Regions from separate parts of the Mus musculus genome. Here region 2 is linked to region 1. Evidence: chromatin loops called from intact Hi-C (ENCODE). Cell type or tissue: left cerebral cortex. All regions are shown on one strand.

Evidence for each region. Peaks named below come from ENCODE experiments on the same cell type or tissue, not always from the same donor. Only the 100,000 strongest peaks of a DNase experiment are listed, where the experiment ranks them.
Region 2: it touches region 1 in a loop (4-fold over the local background); 9 of 42 quality-filtered maps call a loop at or near these places.

Annotation. Positions count from the first base shown.
Region 1 is chrX:96,877,248-96,881,247 of GRCm38, reverse strand. No RefSeq gene overlaps it. Among named protein-coding and RNA genes, the nearest start is that of Gm39527, 88 kb to the left of the region's middle. In left cerebral cortex, a CTCF peak has its summit at 2,310 (motif pointing right); a DNase peak (open chromatin) is centred at 2,320.
Region 2 is chrX:96,489,395-96,493,394 of GRCm38, reverse strand. All of the region lies in intron 10 of Heph (hephaestin), which reads right to left. Among named protein-coding and RNA genes, the nearest start is that of Heph, 36 kb to the right of the region's middle. In left cerebral cortex, no CTCF peak of the experiment used is centred here; a DNase peak (open chromatin) is centred at 1,814.

The DNA.
Region 1 (4,000 bases):
TGTCCAATGTCTGGGATCCAACTCATGATCTTCTGGGCTCCTCCAAGGGCTTGGGTCACTTCTCCAGCCAAGCCCTTTGTAGCACACATCTTGTCTTCTAGGCTCCAGCTGCCTGTACTCCACTGCTGCTGCTGTTCTTTGTGGGCATCTCATGGTACTGGCATCTCCAAAATAATGCATGACCTCTTCAGTCCTGGGCCATCAACTTCAATTGAGGCTGCACCTTCACCAATGGCCTTCCATGGCCTCTCACACTGCAGAGCCTCAGCTGCTCTGTGTGACCCCTTCATGCCTTCAAAACTAGTACCACCTGGTTGACTCTTACACATTACCAAGTCCAACCGAAGCACAAGGTGCAACCTTGGTTATCTCTGGAACACAGCCTCTGTGCTCTCAGAAAACACTTCCCAGAAGATGTCACCTCAATGATGCTGGTCTCTTCTTAATCACCTCTAATTTCTTAGCTCCAGCTAACCAGCATCAAAAGTCCCAGTAATCCAAAAATTTTGCTTTAGTAGTTCTGGTGTCTTGTTAATCACAGCTGATTCCTCAGCCCCAGCTAACCAGAACCACAGAATCTTCACAATCCAAAATAGCAATGGCCTTGAAAAGAATCTTTAATTTTCCCTCTGAAATTTCACAAGCCAGGCCTCCATCTTCTGCACTGTTCTCAACATTATCTTCCAAGCTCCTACACAACTTCTGACAGAGCTCTCAACACTGAATGGATCTTCTAGCCCAAAGTTCCAAAGTCCTTCCACAGTCCTCCCCAAAACATGGTCAGGTTATCACAGGAATACCCCACTATGCTGGTACCAATTTGTCTTAGTCAGGGTTTCTATTCCTGCACAAACATCATGACCAAGAAGCAAGTTGGGGAGGAAAGGGTTTATTAGGCTTACACTTCCATACTGCTGGAAATTACCAAGGAAATCAGGACTGGAACTCATGCAGGTCAGGAAGCAGGAGCTGATGCAGAGCCCGTGGAGGGATGTTCCTTACTGGCTTGCTTCCTCTGGCTTGCTCAGCCTGCTCTCTTATAGAACCAAGACTACCAGCCCAGAGATGGTCCCACCCACAAGGGGTCTTTCCCCCTTGATCACTAATTGAGAAAATGCCTTACAGTTGGATCTCATGGAGGCCTTTCCCCAACTGAATCTCTTTTCTCTGTGATAACTCCAGCCTGTGTCAAGTTGACACAAAATTAGCCAGTACGTACCCATTTATTAGTGAGTATATACCATGCATGTCCTTCTTTGACTAAGTTACTCACTCATTATATTTTCTAGTTCCATCCATTTGCCGGCAAAACTCATGATATCCTCCTTCTTAATAGCTAAGTAGTATTCCATTGTATACATTTTCTGTATCTATTCTTCAGTTGAGGGACATCACGGTTGTTTCCAGCTTCTGACTATCAGAGAAAAGGCCTCTATAAACACAGTGGAGCATGTTGCCCTATTGTATGGTGGAACATCTTTTGGGTATATTCCCAGGAGTGGTATTGCTGGGTCTTCAGGTAAATCTATTTCCAATTTTCTGAGAAACTGCCAGACTGATTTCCAGAGCAGTTGTACCAATTTGCAATCCCACCAGAAAATGGAGGAGTGTTCCTCTTTCTCCACATTCTTACCAGCATCTGCTGTCACCAGAGTTTTTGGTCTTAGCCATTCTGATTGGTGTAAGGTGGAATCTCAAGATTGTTTCGGTTTGAATTTTCCTGATTGCTAAAGACTTTGAACATTTCTTTAAGTGCTTCTCAGCCCTTTGAGATTCCTCTGTTGTGAAATCTCTGTTTAATTCTATTACCCATTTTTTGATTGGGTTGTTTGTCTTTATGGAGATTGTCACCTGGCCTTTATTACCCACTTATCTTCACCTTTAACCCTGCATTTGCTCCAGAGTAGATACTTAGAAAATAAGCCTATTCCAGTATGGAAATATGACAAGGTGTTTAAGAGTGATTGTTGCTCTTGTGGAGCACCAGAGTCCAGTTCTCAGTACTAACGTAATTCAGTACAGAGATTACCTATGCCTCTGACCCCCCCCCAGGAACATGAATTTATATGGTATTCACAAAAATATACACACATAAGCATACATAAAACACAAGAACCTCTTAAAATACTGAAAATGTGTGTTAAAATTAATTAATGAATTATGTAACAGGTGCTACACATGGGTTGAGTGCATGATACTTCACAGATCATCAGAGAGGACAGTGAACATTGCTAGAATAAAGCATGAAACTGTGAGAAAAGTATTTCCTTTTAGAAGTTTTGTTGGAAATGATAAATGATTCTGAGTGGCCACCAGGTGGGGACATTGCAGAGCAAATGCAAAGACTTGAGGCAAACAGCAGCACAAGCCATTCTTTCTGCTCAGAACTGCAGTTTACTTTTTTTTTTAAAATATACTACTTGTATTAATAATTTGGGAGTTTCACATTATGAACCCCTATCACACTAACTTCCCAGTCCTCTCAGGTCCTTCCTACCCTTGGCTCTCCACCCCCTCCCAACCCCCAAGAAGAACAGGGGAAATGAATGAATATAGGGGAAGAGGGAGGGAGAGAGGGAGCAAGAGTCCAATTTGTGTTGCCCATACGCTCCCAGAGCATGGTCAAACTACCAGTGCCTTAAAGAAAATAATTCTTCTCTACCCACATCCTTGCCACAGGCTATCAATTGTGGAAGGCTACATTTCAGCATCCTTACCACAATTTTTAAGATTTTTCTTTGATGGCTTTCTTTCTAGGCTGCTACATTTTGGGAGGGGGAACAGGAAAGTAGAGGTTATCACAGATACCTTCTCTCTCCTTTTTCCTCAATTGTGAGTCTGCAGTCATAAATACCATGGCAAATGTAATTTCCTTGCCCTTTACAGTGAGCGGGAGCATGAATCATGGATTTCCATGTGGTTTCTTGCAAGAGCATGGACCACAGCCATCCACACGATCTATGGCATTAACGTATTCTGTGGAGCTCAGCCTGGTCTCCTGTGGCAGTACACACCACAGACATCAACATGGCCTTCTGCTTCAGCAGAGGTCAAGAACATGAACATGGCCTGAGATGGTAGTGCAGGCCACTCATATCAACATGACTTCAGGTGGCAGAACAAAACAGAGACTTCAACATAGTGGGCTTTGGTATGCATATGCATAGAAGAATGTGTTGTATCTGCTTGAGCACACACATATACAAACACACACACACTAGTTGAAGAAGAGATAAAAGAGGTAATGAAATGTAGATGAAGATATGTGGGAAACTGTAGTGGAAGAGATAAGGGAAAGTTGCAGAAAGAGAGTGGTGGAAACTATGTAAACACAGCATAAATTTATTTTTTATTTTAAAATAAATATCAATATAAAAAAATCCCAGTGCCATATTGCTTAGACTAGAAAAAAATCATAAGAAAGCAAAACAAACAAAATATGGCAGAAGACATTCTAAAGAATAAAAGCACTTCAATATGCATTAGTAAACCTGATTTCAAATCATATGCAGAGCCATGGAAGAAGAATGTGGTAATCATCCAAAAATATATAGACAGATCAATGGAATATAACTGAGTACCCAGATGTAAGTCCGAATGATCACAGTCATCTAATTTTTGACAAAGAGTAGGAGAATGCACACTGAAGAATAGCCAGGATCTCAAACAAGTGTTGCTGAGAAAATTGATTTTCTGTATGCCAAAAAATGAGATTAGATTCTAATTTACCATCTTGTAAAATCCTCAACTCAAAATGAATCAAAGCCCTAAAACAAAACATCTGACAGACTGAAACTGCTAGAGAAAAAAAAAAAAAGTACAGCATGTGCTTCAACACGTGGGTATGGTAAGGTGTTTCTAAATAGAACTCTAGACACACAATCAACTAACGATAGTTCATGAAATTAAAAATGCTTCATTACAACAAAGGAAATTTGGAAGTAAGTGAATTGGCAGTGCAGAAAACCTGGTTATCTTTTCATCCAAAAGAAAATTAGTG
Region 2 (4,000 bases), 390 kb after region 1:
TAAAAAGACAGAGGGTTCATCTGTTTCTTATCTTCAAGAAATATGACTCACCATGAAAGACACCTTCTTAAGATAAAGGGACTTTTAAAATGCATTCCAAGCAAATGAAACTGAAAAATAAGCAGATGTAGCTATTGAAATATTTGAGAAAACTAGTGAGAGATGTAAAATGGATACTTCATGCTCCTTATAGAAAAACTCTATCAACAAGTGATTACTATCAGAAAAATATACGCACCAAATACATGGATACACAAATTAATAAACAAATCACTCTTAAAACTAAAACCAAGGATTCACCACAGCATAGTGACAGTGGGTGACTTCAATACCTGACTACCAGCAATAGATAAGTCACCCAGAAATAAACTAAGCAGAGATAGGCTGGAACTAACGTACATAAAAAAGAAGAAAATCAAACAAACCTAACGGAAATCTACAGAACATTTCATGCAAACACCAAAATATACACATTATTCTCAGAAGTCTATGGAATGTTCTCCCTAATAGACCGCATACTAGTACACGAAGCAATACTCAACAGATATTGGAAAACTAAAATCACATCCTGTATTCTACCTGACCACAACAAAATAGAGCTAGATATGAACCGGCAAAGAAATGACAGAAAGTATAAAAATGCATAGAAATTAAAAAACACAAATGATAATTGTGCTAAGGATGAAGCCATGAAAGTAATTTTCAAAATTCCTAGAAGGGTCAGAAAGATGGCACAGAGGTCATGTGTACTTCCTGCTCTTGAAAAGAAAGTGAGTTTGCTTGCTAGCATCCACATGACAGCCCATAACTGCCATAGCCTCTGTTGCCATTATTCCATTCAGCCTTTTATGTGTACCAGGCATGCACATGGTGCACATACATATCTACAGACAAAACACTCATACATAAAATTAAAAATAAGTTAATCTTATAAAAATAAACCTTAAAATATATTAGAATTGAATGAAAATGTAAAGACATTTCAAAATCTATGGGACAAAAGGAAGGCAGTCTTAAGAAGAAAGTTTATCACTAAATATCTACATTAAAAATTAAGGGTTCTCTCCACATAAAACCACTCCTCCATTGCTGGTGGTATTGCAAGCTAGTATAACCACTCTAGAAATCACTCTCGTGGTTCCTCGGAAAGTTGGACATAATACTACCTGAAGATCCAGCAATACCTCTACTGGGCATATACCCAGAAGATGTTCCAACATGTAATAAGGACATATGCTCCAATGTGTTCATAGCAGCCTTATTTACAATAGCCAGAAGCTGGAAAGAACTCAGATGTCCCTGAACAGAAGAATAGATAGAGAAAATGTGGTACATTTACACAATGGGGTACTACTCAGCTATTAAAAACAATAAATTTATGAAATTCTAAGGCAAATGGATGGATCTGGAGGATATCATCCTGAGTGAGGTAACCCAATCACAAAAGAATCACTTGATATGCTCTCACTGATAAGTGGATATTAGCCCAGAAACTTAGAATATCCAAGATACAATTTGCAAAACTTATGAAATTCAAGAAGAAGGAAGACCAAAGTGTGGATACTTCACTCCTTCTTAGAATGGGGAATAAAATCCCCATGGAAGGAGTTACAGAGACACACACTCTGCAATTAGTCCCACAACACCCAGAGGAAGACCTACTCCTAGGCATTCTAACAAGACCAGGTTGACAGGATCCCAGGATCCCAGGAGCTTGGTCACACCAAGATCTCAGGGTCACAGAGAGAGCTTGACTTCCAGGAGCTCTGACACACCCATGATCTCAGGATCACAAGATCCCAGAATCACAGGATCACAGAGATAGATGAACTCTGAGGAGTTCTGACACAACCAGCATCACAGGAATGACAGTCTCCAGTCAGATATAGCAAAGGCAGGCAGCACTAGAGATAATCAGATGGTAGGAGGCAAGCATAAGAACATAAACAACAGAAATCAAAGTTACTTGGCATCATCAGAAGTCAATTCTCCCACCATAGCAAGTCATGAATACACTATCACACGGAAAACCAAGATTCAGATCTAACATCACTTCTCATGATGGTGATAAAGGACTTTAAGGACATAAGTAACTCCCTTAAAGAAATACAGGGGAGCACAGGTAAACAGCTAGAAGCCCTTGAAGAGGAAACACAAAAATCCCTTAAAGAATTACAGGAAAACACAATCAAAAAAGTGAAGGAAATGAACAAAACCATCCAAGATCTAAAAATGGATATAGATACAATAAAGAAATCACAAAGGGAGACAACCCTGGAGTTAGAAAACCTAGGAAAGCAATCAGGAGTCATAGATGCAAGCATCACCAACAGAATACAAGAAATAGAAGAGAGAATCTCATATGCAGTAGATACCATAGAAAATATTGACACAATAGGCAAAGAAAATGCAAAAAGCAAAAATCTGCTAAACCAATACATCCAGAAAATCCAGGATACAATCAGAAGATGAAACCTAAGGATAATAGGTACAGAAGAGAGCAAAGATTCCCAACTTAAAGGGACAGTAAATATCTTCAACAAAATTATAAAAGAAAACTTCCCTAACCTAAAGAAAGAGATGCCCATGAACATACAAGAAGCCTACAGATTGGACCAAATAAGATTGGACCAGAAAAGAAATCCCTCCCGTCACATAATAATAAAAATAACCAAATGCACAAAACAAATTAAGAATATTAAAAGCAGTAAGGGAAAAGGGTCAAGTAGCATATAAAAGTAGACCTACCAGAATTACACCAGATTTCTCACCAGAGACTGTGAAAGCCAGAAGATCCTGGACAGATATTATACAGACCCTAAGAGAACACAAATGACAGCCAAGGCAAAATATCTCTCAAAACTCTCAATTACCATAAATGGAGAAACCAAGGTATTTCATTACAAAACCAAATTTACACAATATCTTTCCACAAATCTAGCCCTTCAAAGGATAATAAAGGGAAATCTCCAACACAAGGATGGAAATTACGCCCTAAAAAAGGCAAGAAAGTAATCCTTCAACAAACCTAAGAGGAGACAGCCACATACACATAATTCCACCTCTAACAACAAAAATAACAGGAAGCAACAATTACTTTTCCTTAACATCTCTTAATATTAATGGAATCAATTCCCCAATAAAAAGACATAGACTAACATACTGGTTATGTAAGGGGAGAACCCAACACTTTGCTGCATACAAGAAACGTGCCTCAGGGACAAAGACAGACACTACTTTAGAGTAAACGTCTGGAAAACAATTTTCCAAGTAAATGGTCCCAAGAAACAAGCTGAAGCAACAATTCTAAAATCGAAATAAAATTGACTATCAACATAAAGTTATCAAAAAAGATAAGGAGGGACACTTTGTACTTATCTAAGGTAAAACCTACAAGGATGAACTCTCAATTCTGTACAGCCATGCTCCAAATGCAAGAACACCCACATTCATAAAAGAAACTTTACTAAAGCTCAAAGCACACAACACACCCCACACAATAATAGTGGAAGAGTTCAACTCCCCATTCTCAGCAATCAAGGAAACACAAACTAAACAGACACAGTGAAACTAACAGATGTTATGAACCAAATGGCTCTAACATATTTACAGAACATTTCATTCTAAAACAAAAGGATATACCTTCTTCTCAGCACCTCATGGTACCTTCTCCAAAATTGACCACATAATTGGTCACAAAACAGGCCTCAACAGATACAAGAAAATTGAAATAATTCCATACATCCTGTCAGATCACCATGGACTAAGGCTGGTCTTAAATACCACCAAAACAATGGAAAGCACATGTACATATAGAAGCTGAACAATGCTCTACTCAATGATAACTTGGTTAAGGAAGAAACAAAGAAATTGAAGGCTTTTTAGAAATTAATCGAAATGAAGACACATAATATCAAAACTTATGGGACACAATGAAAGCAGTGATAGGAGGAAAACTCATAGCTCTAAGTGCCTTCAAAAAGAACCTGAAGAGAGCTTA